4 separate regions of the Mus musculus genome follow, and regions 2, 3 and 4 are each linked to region 1. The links are chromatin loops, found by intact Hi-C in ENCODE. Cell type or tissue: left cerebral cortex. All regions are shown on one strand. Links, peaks and the distances in the headings refer to the core of each region. The heading gives the core; the rest is flanking DNA.

Region 1 (4,661 bases), core at 240-4,239:
ACCGATGGAACCGCCCGCTCCGCCGCCGTCACGTGGGCTCCGTGACGTCGGCGTCTTCGCTGTAGCAAAGCTCGGCCTCTGGAATTCTGAGAACTAATTTGCTATTCGGTGACATAAGAGGGAGAGTGCGCTTTGCTTTCCCGGGGTCTGGGGCTAATTCTTCCTCTCCTACCCATAAACTCGGCTCCTCGAGCTAAATACACAAAAGGGAGCGAGAGAGTTGAGCCGTTAGAACAAGTGTGTTAGAGGCAGGTTTAGAGAGACGAGGGAGGGAGAAAACAATAAATACCACAGCTCCTTCCAGCTAGAGTATTAGGCACCACGAGAAAAATATTTGCCAAGCAGTTTTCGGTGGGTTCATTTGTTTTCTTTTTATTTGGGACAATTATGTTGGGGCGGGGGGGGGGTCCTTTGGGGATGGTGGCTTGGGATGCTCCTGTTGTATTTTAATGATTTAGGTGGGGTTTTTTTTCCGCTTCTGATTTTTGCCTTTTGCAAGTTTGTGGTGTTATGTAAATCGTCGGGACTGTCATTCGTTGGTTTTATTGTCTCCCTGCGTTCTCGCTTTCTCTCTCTCTCTCTCTCTATCTCTCTCTCTCTCTAAAGGTGCAATATTTCAACCTAATACCATTGACAGAAGCTTACATTTTTGGCCACATATGACAGCCCCAACCTCCAACACCACCACCGCTCCCCGCCCGCCCCCCCCGCCCGCCCCCCAGCCGCCCTTGGTACAATTTCCTTTTCCTCTTGGACTTTTGCTGAAGCTTTCCTGCACTTGAAAGAGATGTAAAAGGATTTGGATTGGTTTGGTTTGTTTCTTTCCAGGACAGCGAGTGGTGGGTTTACTCTGTTACTGTTGACTCTCAGGAAATTTCTTGATGCTAGAAATGTGTGTGTGGGTACGTGTAATGTTTGCCTGTTACAACATTCTGTGAAGCCAAATACATGTTTGTATTTTGCTATTTTCTTAAGGTCTTGAACATTCCCCCCACCCTTTTTTTTAAACCCCCACTGGGTTCGTTTCAAGGTCGTCGGGAGAAAGGAAAAAAAATCTCTTCAGTATGTGTTGAAGGGATCAGCCTGAGGGAATTCTAAAGGCCTGGCTGCCAGGATCACAGATACTGCGCGTATTGAGTACAGGCTGTGCTACACTAGGCGCACTGCTCGCAGCCGGGTCCTCTAGGCTTTGGAGCAGAGCTGAGGGGAGGAGAGGAGCGGAATCTTTCTTTCCCTTCTTTCTTCCTTTATTTTAAAAGGTGAATACAGGGCAGACTCCTTTCACGGTGGGCCCTGGGTTATGTGTTCATAGCTGCAGTTTCCTTATTTAAATGTTGGTCGGGGTTTTTGCCCTCCTACTCATCCCTGGATGAGTGAGACTCTTGTTTCTTTTATGTCTGTCTCTTGCAAGAAGGGTGTGAGCTAAATAATATTCAGATTCCTTAAGAACTAGAATGAACTCAAAGTGTTTGGAGCAAAAGACTCTTTCAAAGGTCAGGCTGTTCTGGGCTTTAGCTGTGAAAGTCCTTCAAGTGGCTCGTTAAATCACAGAGGGGTTTTCAAGCATTCGCAAAATATCTCCACATATTAATTTCTAATGAATACTTGTGGACCACAACCCTAAACGTGGGCTTAAAAATAGAGATGCAAGCAGAGTTCTGGAAGACTGCTGGCTTGTGGGGTACAGAGGACTGGTCCTATGAGAAGTTTTTGCTGTGCTGTTGTTGGAGTACCACCACTTCAAAAGATGATGTCACAGGTTTTAGAACTGGGGGAGTCGAGGAAGGAGCTGGTTGTTTTCTGTGAGGGTTGGAACTTAGAAAATCCGTTGTCTGTCCCTGAGAAATCTGAATGCTTTAATACGTATTGGCAGATGGATTACTGCAGTCTCGGTGGAAAAGCCTGTCTTGTGAAGGATTTTTGAGGAATACACATAGGCCTAATCCTATCACTGTTGGGAAAATGAACATTTTACTTCCAAAGACACGGTGACTTTGTCAAATTGATCCACACTGCCCGGAAGCAGGGTGGCTGCTTTGGGTTTTTGTGTCTTAGAGTCCCCTTCCCTCTCATTTTAGAGTATTAAGTTAATCCCACTGGACCAAAATGACACCCTAATTTTGCTGAAGTGAATTTCTTTGTGTAGCTAGCTGTCTGATTACTACCTTTTCTGAGCATTAAGTACTTCAAATTTCTTAGATGCAATTTAGCTTTGGAACGCAGGTGTATGGTTTTGTTGTATTGTTGTCTTCATAAATAGAATTACTTTTATGGTGATTTTGGTTATTTTTCTTCTCAGAGTGACCTTGTGTCTTATCCCTTGACTCCCACCACCAAGTCTTCAAAACACACACACACACAAACACACACAGAGTTAGAGAGAGAGGGAGAGAGAGACAGAGAGAGACTGTCGGTCTTGTGTTCCCTTTGCTATTCCACTTTTATCCCCATGGGGGCGCTGCAGAGCAAAGGGAAATGTGCTCCCTCGGGCGGTAGAGCCAGCCAGAGTGGGGGCTGGGAAGGAATTTACCCTTCTCATACCTCAAACCCTTTGATTCTCTGAAAAGTTTCTCAGAGCAACAGCTCACCAGCCCTGCTTTATTAACCCAGCACTAGGACCTCTTATCCTTCCTGGGACCATGTGCCAGAGTTTGTGTTACTGTGGTGGGATTTTTGTTGTTGTGTTTTGATTTTTTCCCCCTTCTCTCTCTCTCTTCCCACCCCACCCCCCAAGTCAAAGTGTGTATGTTGGAAGAAAATAACCAAAACGGAAGGAGGCACCTGCTTTTAGATGAGCCTCTTTTCTCTCAACTGAATGGATGTTGAAGAAAATTATGCGCTCACCTTTCAGTTTCTTCGGTTCCAGAGAAAGTGACTTAATAGAGTTTTATACCAATGCAATCTCTTCCTGCATGTCCTTTCTTCTCTCTTTATGGGTCTTACCTCATCACTTCTAGCTATGTAAGGCCCTTGAATTCTACAGTGCTATTATTATTGGGATAAAGAAATGACCGGAATATATTCAGAGTCCTTTAAATCATCCTTAAGGAGCCCACAGGAGTGATCCCATGCCCTGGGGTTTTATGAATTATTTCTGCAGACTTGAGAAAAACGTGGATCAGCTAATGCCATGAGTTAATGATTCCTGGTTGCTAATACTCAGGATCGGGGACTCGGCCAACTTCCTTGCCCCGTGGACTGAGCTTAGGAAAGATCCTTGATCACGGCTGCTGGGTAAATATAAGCTCTATTACAAAATAAAATAACTCGGTACTAATATTACATTGTTGAAGGGATGGAACACAATTCACACCCAAGACCGTTCCCACAATTCAGCACTGTAGATTCTAGAACGAGGAGCCTTACTGATTGATAATCACCCCTCCAGGCTCTGTCTTCGCAAAGACTAGACTGTCCCTCGTGAGCCAACCTAGAGTCACAGCTCAAAACGAATCCATGTGATTTGATGCCCGTGGTCAATTCTGAAGATCGGGCTGACCTGACAATCTGGCCTTCAGGGGTGTGTATCCTGTGCTTGCAGAATGGAGGACAGCAAGGCTGCATGAGGCCCTGTGTAAACAGTAGCTGGTTCTGAGAACTGACTCCAGGCTATGCTTATAGGAGCTGGGGCCATTTGGATTTGTGAAGAATTTGTGTGGCTATATGAAGGGTCTGAGCTGTAAACATTGACAGTTCTATTGAAAAGCATACCTCTTTATTCTCTTTCAAGACCTTCCTTTGGAAGGGCTCTACACAAGCCAGACATATATGTGAAAGCTGGAGGAAAAGGATTGGTTGTCCAAGGTCTTCCTTGGCTTCATGGTGATTTGAAGGCCACCTGGGCTACATTAGACTTCATCTTTGAAAAACAAAGAAACAACATTCTATAAAAACTCTCTGTATATTATCCCCAGCCACAGGATAGGTTAGTGGATTTTCTGATAGATTGAGGGACGAGCAGGAAACGGAGAAAAAAAATACTGAAACACTGGTACAGGGGGGCAGACCTGAGCCTACTGGCAGCTGTGCTGTCACCTCCTGAGGAGGAGATCTCATTTCAGTTTCTCCTCTTGCTCAAAGCAGGCTCATTCGTCCATTCCTCTTCTTTGTCGTCGTCGTCGTTTTCTTCTTCTTCTTCTTCTTCTTCTTCTTCTTCTTCTTCTTCTTCTTCTTCTTCTTCTTCTTCTTCTTCTTCTTCTTCTTCTTCTTCTCTCCTCCTCCTCCTTCTCCCTCCTTCCTTTCCTCCTCCCTCCCTCCTTCTCCACTTTCTCCTTCTCCTTTCTCTTCCTCCCTCCTCCTCCTCTTCCTCCTCTTCCTCTTCTTCACCACCATCATCATCTGCCCCTCTTTAGCAAACCTTTCCAGCCTGGCTTACAGGCTTTTTTCACCACAGTACCAATTGCCCATGCTCTGCTCATTAATTTAAATGGCAATGACTATCTGGGTTTTAAAATAGAGAAGTGTCAGGATGGGAACACGCAATCATTTGGCTTTTTGCGTTCCAGCACTGTTTTGAATAGCAGGGTTTTCACTTCCTATGAAACCTTAGCAGGAGGAAAAGCGGAAACTAAACCATAAAGTGAGAGGGATGAGGGGAGGGAGGGACTTGAGTATTTGTAAACTCAGGGTGGCTGGCCCTGCCTACCAGGCTGCTCTCTACC
Region 2 (4,661 bases), core at 191-4,190, 510 kb after region 1:
GTATGCTATTTGTATCGAGTGGTAAGTTATGGACAGATAAACAAGGTTCTGGCGGTTGTCATGATAGGGTCAGATATAGAATGAACTCTCCCTGGCAGCTTTTCATTACACTCCGTTCCCCTTGCTTTCTTCTTACTCTCTTTCCACCTGGAGAAAGTTGTCACTGAGACCTCTGTGACTGTCTGGAAGGAGTACTCTGTTTTTACATCTTCCTCCCATGGCTCCTGGAGCTGGAGACCTCCCATGTGTGCAGTATTCAGACTCTGCCTCTTTAGATCCTGGATTGGCTGTCAAGGGTAAATTTGCTGCAAAACACCTTCTAATGAGTTCATTATTTTTCATGGTCTACTTGGTTTATCACAGGCCGGGGACAGCCTGATATTTGCTTTCCTGTCTAGGATCAGGTACAATGTACGATCTCCCCTTGGTGTTTTCTTTTTATATGTTCTTTATAATACATTATGTTACAGTAGAGTTTAGAGATGCTTTTGAGCATTTGGGAGCAGCCTGAGAATAGGCGCTTCTGCTGGTGTCTGCTGATGGTGGCTGTGTAGTACAGCCTGCCTGGCCCCTGTGAAATCCCACTCTCTAGGGAACAGCCTCAGTCTCAGGCACTTATGGTATTGGTGCTTAGCATTTTTGTATTACTTTATATTTGCAAAGTGCTTTCCAGTGATTTATTAGCCGCTCTTGTTTTTAATAGCCCCCAGAGATAAGTTGATATTCAGCCTTCCGAGAATGTAAATGCGTAGAGGAGGCGTATCTCATCAGATATTATTGGATCTGGGTCCAGGACTCTGACCTCCTGGGATAAGGCCATTTGGGGTCACTGTCTTCTGTGGATTAGTAGGAGATCAAATGGACTTAACTTTGGCTCCCAGAGTCTCTGAGGCAGAGATGGAATGACTTGAGAGCTATTTGAGGAACTGGTATGGGAGCTGTCAGCAGGAGCCAGATAACAAGCCTGCCTCTACTGGTGACTGGCTCATTGAGTGTGAACATCGCTTTGCTGACCTATGTCTCACACTCACTGCTAAAACAACGGCTTCCTCCACAGTCACTTCAGGGCTAGGACTGTGTTAGGTGCGATTGAGCGACTTTGAATTCTTCCTCTGTGGCTCTTGTGTAGTCGGTCCATAGGTGATAGAGGGAGGAGGTGGGTATAGGTCTAGGCCACCAGACTCCTTCCTCGTGTTACAGAAATGCCGGCCTTGCTTTTTCCACATCCATGGTCTGACAGTGAGGAACCTTAGCTTTGTTTTAAGAAGCACACTGCCCTGGTCATGGTTAAACCCGAGAGAGGAGCCAGGCAGCCCAGAGCTAGCAATTCTGTATCTTATGACTGTTGTAGAAAGTCATTAGCAGTCTTGATTATCTCACTGGTTCGACATACGTTTTAGGGATGTGATGTAATGCGAGGGAACATTTAGTTGTCAGATTTTAGGGCTGGATCAGATTTATTCTTGCAGGAAAAGTCTAGTTGTCCTGGCAACCTGAAATTGATTTTCTTTTTGCTCTTGTCAGCTGAAACTGGTCCCCTTTGAATCATTCCTCTAATTTAATATAGAGAGCTGTATGTCCCCACCTGGTAACTGGATTGTTCTTAATGATAGATGTCTCCAGCAAATGGTTCCTCTGTCCTACCTGAGCCAGGAACTGTGGTTTATTACCACTGTCACCCTGTGCTGTCCCCTTTGTGGTTATTTGTCTGTGGAGTTAGATGTAGAAAGAACGTGGCATTCAAATAATTAAGACTTTAATCAGGCCCGTGGAACAGTGATGTAATTGGCAGCCAATCATATCCCTTCATTTTCAGTTACTTCGGGCCTGGGTGGGATTCCAGTGAGCTCCAGGAGGGGGAGTTATTTTGGGGGGATGCCTAGCAGTTTTGTAACTTAGGGATGGCCATGTTATGGCTCAGAACACAGAGAGAAAGGGGAGGTTGCCCCTATCTATTCTCTCTGTCAAAGATAGGGAGGTGGTCTACAAAATACAGAATTAACAGTTAATCAGAAATAGATACCCACAGCAGACGAGGAAGAGGGAAAAGAACCTGTCTCTTTGTTAGATGATCGCAGACCTTGTGGGCTACAACTCCCACATCTCAGGATAGAGAGGAAAGAGACCTTCTGGCAAGGATCTGCTGCCAGTCATTTTGATGAAACCTGGAAATCAGCAGAGATCCAGAAGTGAGGAGAAGAGGAGATGGACAGCAGCCATCACAGAACCAGGTGTCCGGAGTGTACAGTCTGCCCACTTCATTGTGATTCCTGGGACAGTTCTAGAACCACTATTTCCTAGATGGTTTAGGAGTCTTTGAAGAGAAGCCATTTTTACCAGGAGTCATAACAGGGTCACTTAACCTTTTTCTAGCTTCAATGTTGGAACATCCTGACACAGTGGATGGAGTGTAGGCTGTGGAGATGGATTGTTGGGGTTTAAGTCCAGGAGTCTCTGCTTTGTCACCCCATGACCTTGGCCAAGTTGTTTAGTTTCTGTGAATTGACATTCTCCTCTGTCAAAGGGCTACCGGGACTGACAAAGCTTATGTGACATGATGCACGGGAAACGCTTAATAGCGTACATACATGAAGCATTTAATCGACATTGCTAAGGTTGTTATTGTTCAGAAGATATTTGAGAAGGTGAAAACACTTACCACTCTTTTACCTAGTTATGGATAAGGTAGGGAAATGCCAGCTTGGTTGTCAAATAGGCAGTGGCTGCGTTTGTAGGGCCATGTATACTTGCCAGTAGTAATATGGTAGAGAAAGATTGTGTGTCTTGATGAGGAATGTTCCAAAATCAGATTGCAGGAATATGCAGGGAGGATGAAGGGGTGGATCATTTTTGTGAATTGCTAACCCCATAATCTCCCCCTCTGTTTTTCTCTCCTGAGAATAACCATCTTGAGTGATTGGTATGTGTCTACTTCCCCTGAACCTTTATATAGCTGATATACTTTGGTTGAGGACCTTCCGAAATCAATTATATAAAGTTTTATCCGTTGTTCTTGAATACCCTCTCCTGACTACACCTTGAACAGTCAACTAACTGTCAGTTAGGTTGGGATTTTGTCTTTCTTCCAGCACTCTGCTTGACCTGTACATAGTCTTTCTGGGTCCACAAGCACAGTGAACCTGTTTAAACCTCTGCCAGCAGGGCCTTGGGAGATGTGGCCTTTCACATTGTCTGTTCCCAACCCAGGTTGCCTCTTCCCTACCTCCCCATTTTCTCTGTTCTCTTCTATCCCTCCTTTGTTACCTACCTTTCTTCCTGGCCTTCTTATAAAGTTAAAGCTCTTGGTGGCTTAACATGAAGCTCAATGACAAGGTATTCATATGATGTGATGAATTCATGGAGAAGCGGGCTGTGGCCATCTTGTCCCCTCTTTGAGTTACCAGGTTCCTCCCTGATATGACTTCCTGGCTTTCCTTGTCTGTAACTCTGTGGGACTGGATTGTCTATGTTGAAACCACAAGCCTGTTTTGTAGCCATGTGAGTTAGCACTCGGCAGTCTTAGGAAGCCATGGTGGGGTGTGATGCATTCATGAGTTGTATAATTTCTTGTTCTGTATACAGCTGATAGGAGGGTGGTCTGTGTACACTTCTCTCCTCTGGCTCCTGGCAGAGATCCACCGATCCCAAGAACAGAGAGCTCAGAACCTCAGCCATGAGCCCTGGGCTGTATTTCCAAGGCAGCCTCAGGTATCTTATGTGTGGTATATCCTTGCCTCCTCTTGCTTTCCTCTGGACTTCTCTTTACACACTACATCTTCACATGTGTTATCTCAGGAGATGGCTCTCTCTGCCAAGAACTGCTTCATGCTCGCCTCAGTTTCTCCTTCTCCTAAGCAGGAGCTTTCCATGTGGAAGGATACTTCCATCTGCCCCCATCCTATATGTTTGAGCTTTCAGGATCCCATTCTACACAGCCTCCTGTTCTGGTGGCATCTCTCCCTTTTGGATCATGGTTCAGGGGCTGGCCTTGAAGGTACCCTGCCTTATACTGATTCAAGAGGAAGCCTGTTTTAGGAGCAGAGCTCTAAAGAGCAGCTGCCAGCCTCTGCTCAGTTCTATTTAGCCCCTCTTCTCTAGCGCAGTGGGAGGGGCATGCCTGCTGTAGATGCTGGGCCACTGCAGTTAGGTTGGGATATTGTCTGTCTTCCAGCACTGAGGTTCCTAAGGGTGTCACCTTCTCTCAGAAACATTTGCCTCTTACAACGAGGAAGTGGTTTTCACAGTGACCTCCAAATTTCTCACTTTGATTTTTTTTTTTTTTTACCCCTCCTGCTTTGATCATTTATCACCATGGATTGAACTCAGAGCCTAACTCTGCTACAGAGGTGCATCCCAGCCTCTGCTCGTTTATCTCCTTTAAGAAGACTGTGCAGTCATTCACCCTATTACCGGGAAAGCAGACAGAGTTAAGGTGCTGTGTTTGTGAAATTGGGGAAATTACAGCTTTGTTTTATGACTCTGGCCTTTGGGGAGAGTCCAGGGTCAGACTCCTCCCTTGATGTCCTCGATAAATCCACTTTCCACTAGCACTGTTAGGATCTTAACTAGATTGCTGCTTGTGAAACATCTTCTCCTGACTTGAAATTAAATGCTGTTCCAGTGACTCGTCCGTAATAATTCTTTATGTTTAAACTGCTTCT
Region 3 (4,661 bases), core at 439-4,438, 220 kb after region 1:
ACAATGAAACCAAGACAAATGTATACCCTGACTTCAGAGCTGGTGTCCTTGCAGCACACCAACCCTCTGAGAAGTGTCAGAGTACATAAAGTTCCTAGAATGTGGACCTCCTGAGTACCATGGGGATATTTCTACATTTGTCTATGAAAGCTGAAGAACCTAACGTGTTCTTCGGTTCCTGCATAACAAAGGGGAAAGCCCTGGCTTGGGTTAGCTCTCTTCAAAAGTGTCACTTAAGAGTGCAGAATTCTAGACTTACATCCCATCTTGAACACTGATCCTTGTATATGATGTACTTTGGCTCCATGCTGAAGACTGTTTGAACCCCTTGGAAGGCAGTGCCTAGAAATGAAGATAAATGGAGGTAATTTTCTCTTCTATCCAAAGCCTGTTTTTCTTTTAGATATATGTAGGCATGGAAATGAAATGCCACACATGTCCACTAGAGACAGTTTCAACTCCTGGGTTCTGTGTGTGCATAGACATGGTCAGTTAAAGCTACAACACCCCTTTCAACATCAACACTCCAGTGCTTGGTGTCTTGTGTCTATGTGCAATTTGTATGTAGTCATTTTTTATTTGTGCCAGGCTCGTTACCGGGGCATGTGTTCTATTTTACTCCAGGAGAAGACGCTGATGCATGAAGGTCCAAACAAAAAACAAAAAACAAAAAACAAAAAACAAAAAACAAAAACAAAACCCAAGAATGAAAAACGATGTAAAACCAAAGACCAGGGCTTCAGCAGTTGCTTCTTAGGATGAACTCAAGGGCATGACCCAACAACTGAGTCCAAGGGAGTGGGGAAAGTGTGGCTGGCTTCCAGACCATTCTGTCCTGTTAGTTCTCTGGCTTACTTATCATCTGACTCCTTTTGTTAAGGTCATCATTCTGAAACATTATTCTGTGCTGCTCTTCCCTGTGTCCACTACTCTCTCAACACACACACACACACACACACACACACACACCTAGTTACATTTCAGATTCAGCCTTAACACTAATCCTTCAAAGGGTCTTTTCCACCACCTCCCTTTCTTAAAAATACCAGCCACCTATTCCATGGACTTACCCACCACTTTTCATGGTATTCACATTTTCAAAACCATTTCAAGACCCCTTCTCGCTGTTTAGCCACCCCCTCAACAAAGCCTAGCTAACATCTGGAACCAAGAATACATACAACCGATAACTGACTACGTGTCTGAAGAACAAGTATTCAAAACTGTAGCAATTCATCTCTTGTTAGCAGTGCCTTAAAAGCCTCTTTCAATCACTTATCAACTGTCCTGCTGCCCTTCATGTCTAACCTGGCAGTTGACATGTCCCACAGTCCTCCATTTCAATGCATTTAGTTTTTATGACCGTAGTTTCCTGCCCCAGATTCCATTGTTTACAAAAGCTTCACACTGCAAGATGTATCTAAAAAAACTGAGATATCTCCCTTGAACTTTTCACTGAGCATTCAGTACCCATTCTGTCTTTCAGTAGCATCCTATAGCCAGTATTAGCTTCTTCTCTGGCCACCTACCTAAACACCTTCCATGGAGACTCCCCTTAAAGATGAGGCTCAGACAGTATTGAAGGAAAGGGGGATCCCTTAAGGGATGCTTGAGCTTTTTAAGAATTCAAGTCCTACAGAAACCCCTCTAACCCAGTAGTTGGTGCTGCACTTAGTAGGTACTCATCATGATTTAGCTTGAAAACCATTCTCCCCTGGTTGGGATATAAGGAGGCAAAGAAATATTATACACCACTTTGGTCTTTGAACGATAACAGCTATACATACGTGTAGTCTTGAGGAAAGGCTTAATTAACCCCACTGAGGATAATACCACTGCCTATATGGCCAGTATGAATGGGAGCCGATGTCGACAAGTTCTGCATTTGCTGAGCCCACAAAACAGATTCGATCTCCATCACATTTTTCCTCTCTTATTGTCCAAGAATCATGGACACCAACTTCTGAGAATCCAAAGGCAATATGTGGATTAGAACCCAGAGTAGAGACCGTTTTTTCATGCTCCCAGTCAGCCATCATATGATAAAACCTATGCCCTGCCACTCCTTCTCAAACCGTGCACCCTGATGGATGGAAAGGTGGCCAGAATCGCCTCTAAGATGACTCAGTTCGGTGACTAAGGCGAGGAGGTACCGATAGTGGGAAGCAGGTGGGGGCGAAGAGGAAATGAGTGCACACTGTATCTCGCAACAAGCTCCAACACAAAGAGATCTGATCTGGTACCTATTGTGGCTCTGATACCACACAGACAGACAGGGGCCTGGGTGTTTCCTTGTGTGGTCTGCCTCACTTCATAGTGTACTTCCTATATGCCTCTCTGTACCAATGCTAAGCATCCTCTGTTCTCTGGGGTCAGTTAGATAGGTATTGGACACTGCGGATGGACTGGATTTTTAAGTACATCCTGTACCCCCAAGCAGTGTGTATCTGCTAGGCTCCAGGCTGTCTCTTTCCCCCATGGCTACACTTTGACATCCCTGAGCATTGTGCAAGCAGCACATGAGCACAAGGTACCTGGTCAACTATCCACATTCAGCTCCTCTGCTGGTTAACTGTGCCACCTAGTCACCTAACTAGTCACCCAAGCTAGAAACCATGTGATGAAGCCATCATCTTCCTGTGTTCTAGGTCACTCTGATGTCCAGACGAACACTAGTGCCAGGATTTCTCATATCTTTTCTCTTGTCCTCCCCCTCTGCAGCTAATATAGACACGTTGCCATCATCGTCCCTTATGGCTGTTTCTCCCCTCTTCTCACTTATCTCCCTGCCTCCTGGTCTCCCCTCTGACTGTTTTTCAGATCACACATGAAACAATACATTCAAATTTCATTTATAATCTTGCCATGCTTCAGTTGGCCTCCTCCAGTTCTCACAGGATGGTCCAGATTCAGGCTTTACATAATCCAGCACCTCCCTGCCTGCTGGTTTGGCCTGCTGACCCCACCCCACAAACTCATACATACAGTGACACACCCTAGAGTCCAGCCAGCCCTCCGAGTCCCATACCACACTACACCCTTCCCACTTCTGAATCTTCCAAGACACCACTCCTCTCAGGTGTGTGCTTCTCAGCCAAAATTCCCCATCTTCTACATTTCACCCAAATTGTCTCTCCCATGGGCACCCTGTTGTGCTGGCTCGATTATGCCTTTCTTTCCCATGGACCGAGAGGTCCTTGAAAACCCACTCAACAAATACTTGCTGAAAATGTGAACTATCAAAGGCCATTGTGAAGTCATAGGGCCTGTTTTCCCCTATGGTCCTGATGTTCTATGTTCCCCAGTGTTCTGTCCATAGCACAGATGTGTGATCTAAACAGCACACAAGCATCGCAGTCTCAGATCTCCTGCTGTATTGTTCTTCAAACAGACAGGTCACACTCCTGCCTCATTACTCAGCAGGGGATACTGCTGGGTTGATATTCCCAAGGAAGGGTTGTGGGTCCACCTCCACAGCAAAATAGCTGCTCTCAGAAACTCTGGTTGAAGTCACCAAACTGCTCAAAAATCAGTGTCCAGAGTCAGGCAGGCCACCTTAGAACAGGACCCTAGCCCTGCTATCGGCATAGTCATGGCTGTCCTCTACCCACTGGGTGCTCTTTTGAAGGCACTCACCCAAGGATTGCCACAGCCTTCAGACAGGCAGAGGGTGATACATCTGCGCAAAGAAAGCCACCCACAGAGTCTCACCTCTTCTAGGTCACCGTTCCACAACCATCCCTTCCCTTCCAGTACCACCCACACCTTGAGGTGCCACCCACAAGCGCTCTTTCGCTCTCTTGCTCTGTGTGTGTGTGTGTGTGTCTTTTTCTGTCTCTCTCACTCCCTCTCTGTCTCTGTCTCTCCCTGTCTCCCTGTCTCTCTCTCCTGTCCCCTCCCTCTACTAGAATCCCCCCCCCCACATACACACACGTGCACGCCTCAGCCTGTCTGTCTGCAGACCTATACATAGTTCTACACATCACACAACAGCTTTCAAAGAGAAGCGTGTGTTAGCAGCGTTAATGGCTCTAGTCTCTCATGTGCTAGCATCAGCCTGCCCCTCACTGAACGGCTTCTGCAGTAGGAAGACCTGAGCTTAGTTCTTCACTATGATCTTCTCTGGCCCTCGCTTTTCTTATTTATAGGATTGCACTGAGGACTTTGCCTACAACATCCTTTCTAGTTCTAACAAGATGCATTAAGACAGGGCTTGCAAATGTGCCTCAAGAGTGCAGGTACAATGTAAACATATAAGATTCATAGGAATTAAAGGCTAGTGGACACCACAATTATAGCCTATACTGTTTCTATCTCTAAGAAACAGTAGCCTTTCAAATAAAAAAGAACAACTAAAATCCAACAGTTAGTAGATGCATATTATGTGAAAGAGATCACCACAGCTTTAAGCTGTATGTGAATACTTTATATATTTAAAGACAAATGTTCCACATTTCAGCATTAAATGTAGGTGAGCACATTTCTCACATATAAGAAAAGAAACACTATTTGCCTGTGTACAGATGTGTATCATTTTGAGAGAAAACAACACTTGCCTAGGAGTCAGGAATAAAGCATAACAAAAGAGATGGCTTTGGAGGAAAATAATACATACATACAAATATATAGATGGATTCAAATCCTGACTTACTCATTCACTT
Region 4 (4,661 bases), core at 363-4,362, 340 kb after region 1:
AGTAATCCTCCTGCTTCATTCTTGTGAGAGTTCAGATTATAGATATATACCATCATGTACAGCTTTCTAAAACGTAGTTCAACAATTGTGTATGGCAGTCAATAGCAGTGGGATATGTTATCTTATCCCAGGCATTTTTTTTTAAATATTTTTTATTATTACGTATTTTCCTCAATTACATTTAGAATGCTATCCCAAAAGTCCCCCATGCCCCCCCCCCCACTTCCCTACCCACCCATTCCCATTTTTTGGCCCTGGCATTCCCCTGTACTGGGGCATATAAAATTTGCATGTCCAATGGGCCTCTCTTTCCAGTGATGGCCTACTAGGCCATCTTTTGATACATATGCAGCTAGAGTCAAGAGCTCCGGGGTACTGGTTAGTTCATAATGTTGTTGCACCTACAGGGTTGCAGATCTCTTTAGCTCCTTGGATACTTTCTCTAGCTCTTCCATTGGGGGCCCTGTGCTCCATCCAATAGCTGACTGTGAGTATCTACTTCTGTGTTTGCTAGGCCCCGGCCTAGTCTCACAAGAGACAGCTATATCAGGGTCCTTTCAGAAAAATCTTGCTAGTGTATGCAATGGTGTCATCGTTCATAGCAGCCTTATTTATAATAGCCAGAAGCTGGAAAGAACCCAGATGCCCCTCAACAGAGGAATGGATACAAAAAATGTGGTACATTTACACAATGGAATACTACTCAGCTATTAAAAAGAATGAATTTATGAAATTCCTAGGCAAATGGATGGACCTGGAGGGCATCATCCTGAGTGAGGTAACACAATCACAAAAGAACTCAAATGATATGTACTCACTGATAAGTGCATATTAGCTCAGAAACTTAGTATACCCAAGATATAAGATACAATTTGCAAAACGCATGAAACTGAAGAAGAACGAAGACCAAAGTGTGGACACTTTGCCCCTTCTTAGAATTGGAAACAATCACCCATGGAAGGAATTACAGAGACAAAGTTTGGAGCTGAGACAAAAGGATGGACCATCTAGAGACTGCCATATCCAGAGATCCATCCCATTATCCCAGGCATCTTACTTCAACCATGAGAGGGCTCTTCTCAGTATATTTCTGTTGTCACATTTACAATGTTAGAAAGCAAAGAAAATCTGAAATTGGCGGCACGGAAGATTTGATAGACCCAAATACTATAAATACCAAAGAATAAGTTTAGTTTTTGACCACAAAGCCATACAGTCTTTTCCTAATTACATTCCACACATGGCCCACATGGTCTGGATGGGCTCCTCCCCTTTCCCTCACATGGAGTAAGTAGCCTAGGTTTACATAATTAGCTTGGCATAGTGTCCAACTCTGTGATTGGCTCACAGGAGGGCACATGACACAAGAAGCCCAATCAGCGTGATTTCTTCAGTTTTTAGTGAGAACTTTTCTGCTTTCCTACTGAAGGGCCTTTGCTCTAAAAATCTTCTAAAGTCCTGGGAGGAGAGGGTTTTAGAATTGAGTCAATATAAAGGAAGAGTAACTGAGAAAGCAAGTCCCAGAAAAGACTGTACCCATCCCGCCTCCCCCAACTCCAGGTGTCTGGGCTTCTCATCGCACAGGTGCAGATCCCATCTCCTGAAATTTCCACACATTTCTTGAGTGGCATCTGTAGTGATGCAATAGGGAGTCTCTGCACACAAACATGCTTAATGTTTCTCCGCTTACACAAAAAGGCAGCATGGGATCGGAGCAGAAGCCAGGCCTGGAAGGCAGTTTGTCCCTTTGAGACTTCGTTTCGGTCACTGTAAGGCACTGGAATCTTGCGCGCACCCAACTGGCCAGGAAGAACGACGCTGCAACAGGATCCTTCTGCACACGTTTATTCAGTCCTGTTTCTCCTTGTTTATATCTCCCTTGTTTATATCTCCCCCGAACCCTGGGCCTCTCACTCTTTTATACTCTCAGTTCCCATCCACGCATAGCAGGCCACGCCACCTCACCAGGCATACAGCTTCAGCTAATCAGGGCAGCAGGGGCATATCTCCATCAAAATGGATTCACCGGTATCCTGGTACACCTGCGCAGCTCTCAAGATGTTTGTGGCTTATATGAGGAAGTCAGGTGCAAATCATACGACTTAGCTGCAGTCCCTGGCGCCTTTGGGACTGCCGCCACACCCGCTCCTCACACTGGAATGAGACAAATGATGCACGAGACGCCTTCTTCCTAACTTTCAAAACTGTGCTCCTGTGTCCACTTATGTTGTCAAGTATGACACTTGCAAGCAGTTCACTTATTATGGAAAAGCATGGCTTCAGTGGCCACCAGCGCAGTGGGAGGAGACCTGAAGAACACAAAACAATTCCGTCCTCTGTATCTTCAGTAGAGCTGGCTCCAGAAGAGGGTCCAGTTCTGAAACATGGAACATTCTCCCCATTGGGCTCTCTGGGAAAAGGCCTCAGTATTGTAGAGGGTGCCTCTAGCTATTCAGGTCTTGCCAAGGAGAACGGCCAAGAAAGACAAGAGGTCACATGGCCAGGCCTGCAGCCGGCACAAAATGTTCTGAGCAACTAACTGATGGCTGGACAGGGACCAGGACTGACCCTGACCCTACGTTGAGTTTTCTAAGAGAGGTAGGCCAACACATGATGCAAAGGATTCTATTGTTGCTTCTGCAAAGCAAGATTTGAGTTAACATGAGTTGTATGTCTCTTCTAAATGAAGAGACATGAATTTTTTTTCTCATATGTACTTTTTTAAACATTGCAATAACCCAGTTACCACCTAATATTACTCCCAGTTTAGTGTGGCAGAAACAGAGATTCCAAGAGGAAACATTGTAACAACTTGCTGAGTGTCACTCAGCAACAGTGTCACTGTTAATATCCCCCATGAGGACAAGTTAATGAGCTGCACCTCCGGCATTCCAGTTTGCCTCATCTTCTCTCATTCCTACAGTGTTCCAGGGGCAGGAGCCACAGACACAGGGGTCAGAAGCTTGTACGCCAGTCCCTCTGTACAGCTGTTTGGTAATCACCCAGGCACAGAATATTCTGGCCATTTTACGTGCATGTCACCCTCCTGAGTGGACTGTGCGTTCTTGGATGTTAGATCCCTGTATGATTCAAAGTCTAATGGTGTATCTCACTGAAATTTGCACAAAGCAGTAATGTGGAAAACAGTTCCTCTCTCTGATCCAATGTAGGACTGGACCCAACCAAGGGTTGGACAAGGGATTCATCTAAAGGACAGTCAGGGGAAATTCCTAACCAGGCATGAGATGGTAGGGAGTGGCAGGAAACAGGGAACAGAATGTACAGGATCTGCCTGAGCCACTCATGTCAAAAAGTCCCCTAATGACTGAAGAGTCATCACATAAAAGGTACAAAAACAGGCGCTGGGTTGGATGAATTTGGCCCTCAGACAAAGTCACACTCCCCAGTGAGGTTCTACTCCTGAGTGTTGCACTGTGTATGGATCTGATCCTGTTCTTTCCCATGCTGTCACGCTAGTCTTCCAGTGAAGTCCATGACTAAGGGCCTCCATCTTTTTAATTATCATTATCTGTTGTTTGGGTACAGTGTTTGTTGAGTTTCGTCGTTGTTGTTGTTGTTATAGTGTAGGTGATCAGAACCAAGCCATTAACACATAAGCAAGCTCTCTGCCATGGAAGGACAGAGCATTTTAGGTAAGAGTTAAGCTAAAAGGTGTTACTGTACCCTAGTAGTCCATGCTAGTCCAAAACTCATGGCAATACTTCTGCCTTTAGTCTAAATGCTAAGATTATAGGCATAAATAAGCTTTTATAATTAAGTTAGTGCTTTTTTTAAAAAATGCTATAAGCTCCCATAAAGCAACAAGTCTCACCCTTCTCAACACTTCAATGCAGCTCTTCATACCGTAGTAACCCCAGCCATAAAACTATTCTATTTCTACTGTTATGAATCATAATGTAAAATCGTGTATGCAGGAATCTGATATTGTGATCACTATATTCAGTCATTCAAACCCCAAAGGGGTCACAACCCATAGGTTGAGATATGTTGCTGGAAAGGAAGCTAGAACTCAGGTTCCACTATTCCAGCAAGCTGAGTATTGATTATATCATCTGGATGAAAGTCAACCTATCTTGACTATCTGTACCATTATATGGGTTCAATATCCTTTATCCAAAATACATGTTGACTTCCTTTTAGATTTTGGTATATTTGAATGTACATAATGAGATGTCCTGGAGCTACAACCCAAAACTAAACACACATTTTATATTTTTTACTTTTCCTTTATATACGTCTAGAAGGTAATTTTATAAAATATCTCTACTGAACTTGTGTTTTGATTGTGACTCTATATATGAAGTAGAATATGAGATTTTCTACTTGTGACATTTTACTTACACTCAAAAGTGTTGCACTCTGGAGTCTTCATGTTTCAGATGTTCAGAATAGGGGCCTAACTTACAACTCGAAGAGTCTTTAGGATACCAAAATGATCGATAAACTCCTTGCTCTGAAACAAGATCTATAGGTGATGAATCTATAGGATATCTAGCCAAACATTCTTTCCCTCAGTAACTGGGGCACTAGGACCACAGTGGTGAGCTAACCAGGCACAGTACCTGCCCTCCTGAAACTTGTAGTCAGATCACCAGCTGAGCACATAAATGAGTGTATGATGTAAAGCAATAAGCACTCAG

The links. Peaks named below come from ENCODE experiments on the same cell type or tissue, not always from the same donor. Only the 100,000 strongest peaks of a DNase experiment are listed, where the experiment ranks them.
Region 2: a loop joins it to region 1, with 5 times the contacts of the local background. A loop is called at or near these places in 12 of 42 quality-filtered maps.
Region 3: it touches region 1 in a loop (2.7-fold over the local background); 3 of 42 quality-filtered maps call a loop at or near these places.
Region 4: it touches region 1 in a loop (3-fold over the local background); 9 of 42 quality-filtered maps call a loop at or near these places.

What each region holds. Positions count from the first base shown.
Region 1 is chr16:23,988,878-23,993,538 of GRCm38, forward strand. Gm31527 (a long non-coding RNA gene) reads left to right here. Exons shown (of 2, transcript XR_384770.3): 1 at 1-351. Among named protein-coding and RNA genes, the nearest start is that of Bcl6, 2.4 kb to the left of the region's middle. In left cerebral cortex, for the core only: a CTCF peak has its summit at 2,453; DNase peaks (open chromatin) are centred at 1,114 and 2,468; H3K4me3 peaks cover 2,077 bases; H3K27ac peaks cover 2,087 bases.
Region 2 is chr16:24,500,827-24,505,487 of GRCm38, forward strand. The region is part of intron 3 of Lpp (LIM domain containing preferred translocation partner in lipoma); the gene reads left to right. Among named protein-coding and RNA genes, the nearest start is that of Gm24440, 97 kb to the left of the region's middle. In left cerebral cortex, for the core only: a CTCF peak has its summit at 1,844 (motif pointing right); no DNase peak of the experiment used is centred there.
Region 3 is chr16:24,213,327-24,217,987 of GRCm38, forward strand. All of the region lies in intron 1 of Gm31814 (a long non-coding RNA gene), which reads right to left. Among named protein-coding and RNA genes, the nearest start is that of Gm31814, 48 kb to the right of the region's middle. In left cerebral cortex, for the core only: a CTCF peak has its summit at 440; DNase peaks (open chromatin) are centred at 2,157 and 3,717.
Region 4 is chr16:24,323,763-24,328,423 of GRCm38, forward strand. No RefSeq gene overlaps it. Among named protein-coding and RNA genes, the nearest start is that of Gm38456, 30 kb to the left of the region's middle. In left cerebral cortex, for the core only: no CTCF peak of the experiment used is centred there; a DNase peak (open chromatin) is centred at 2,443.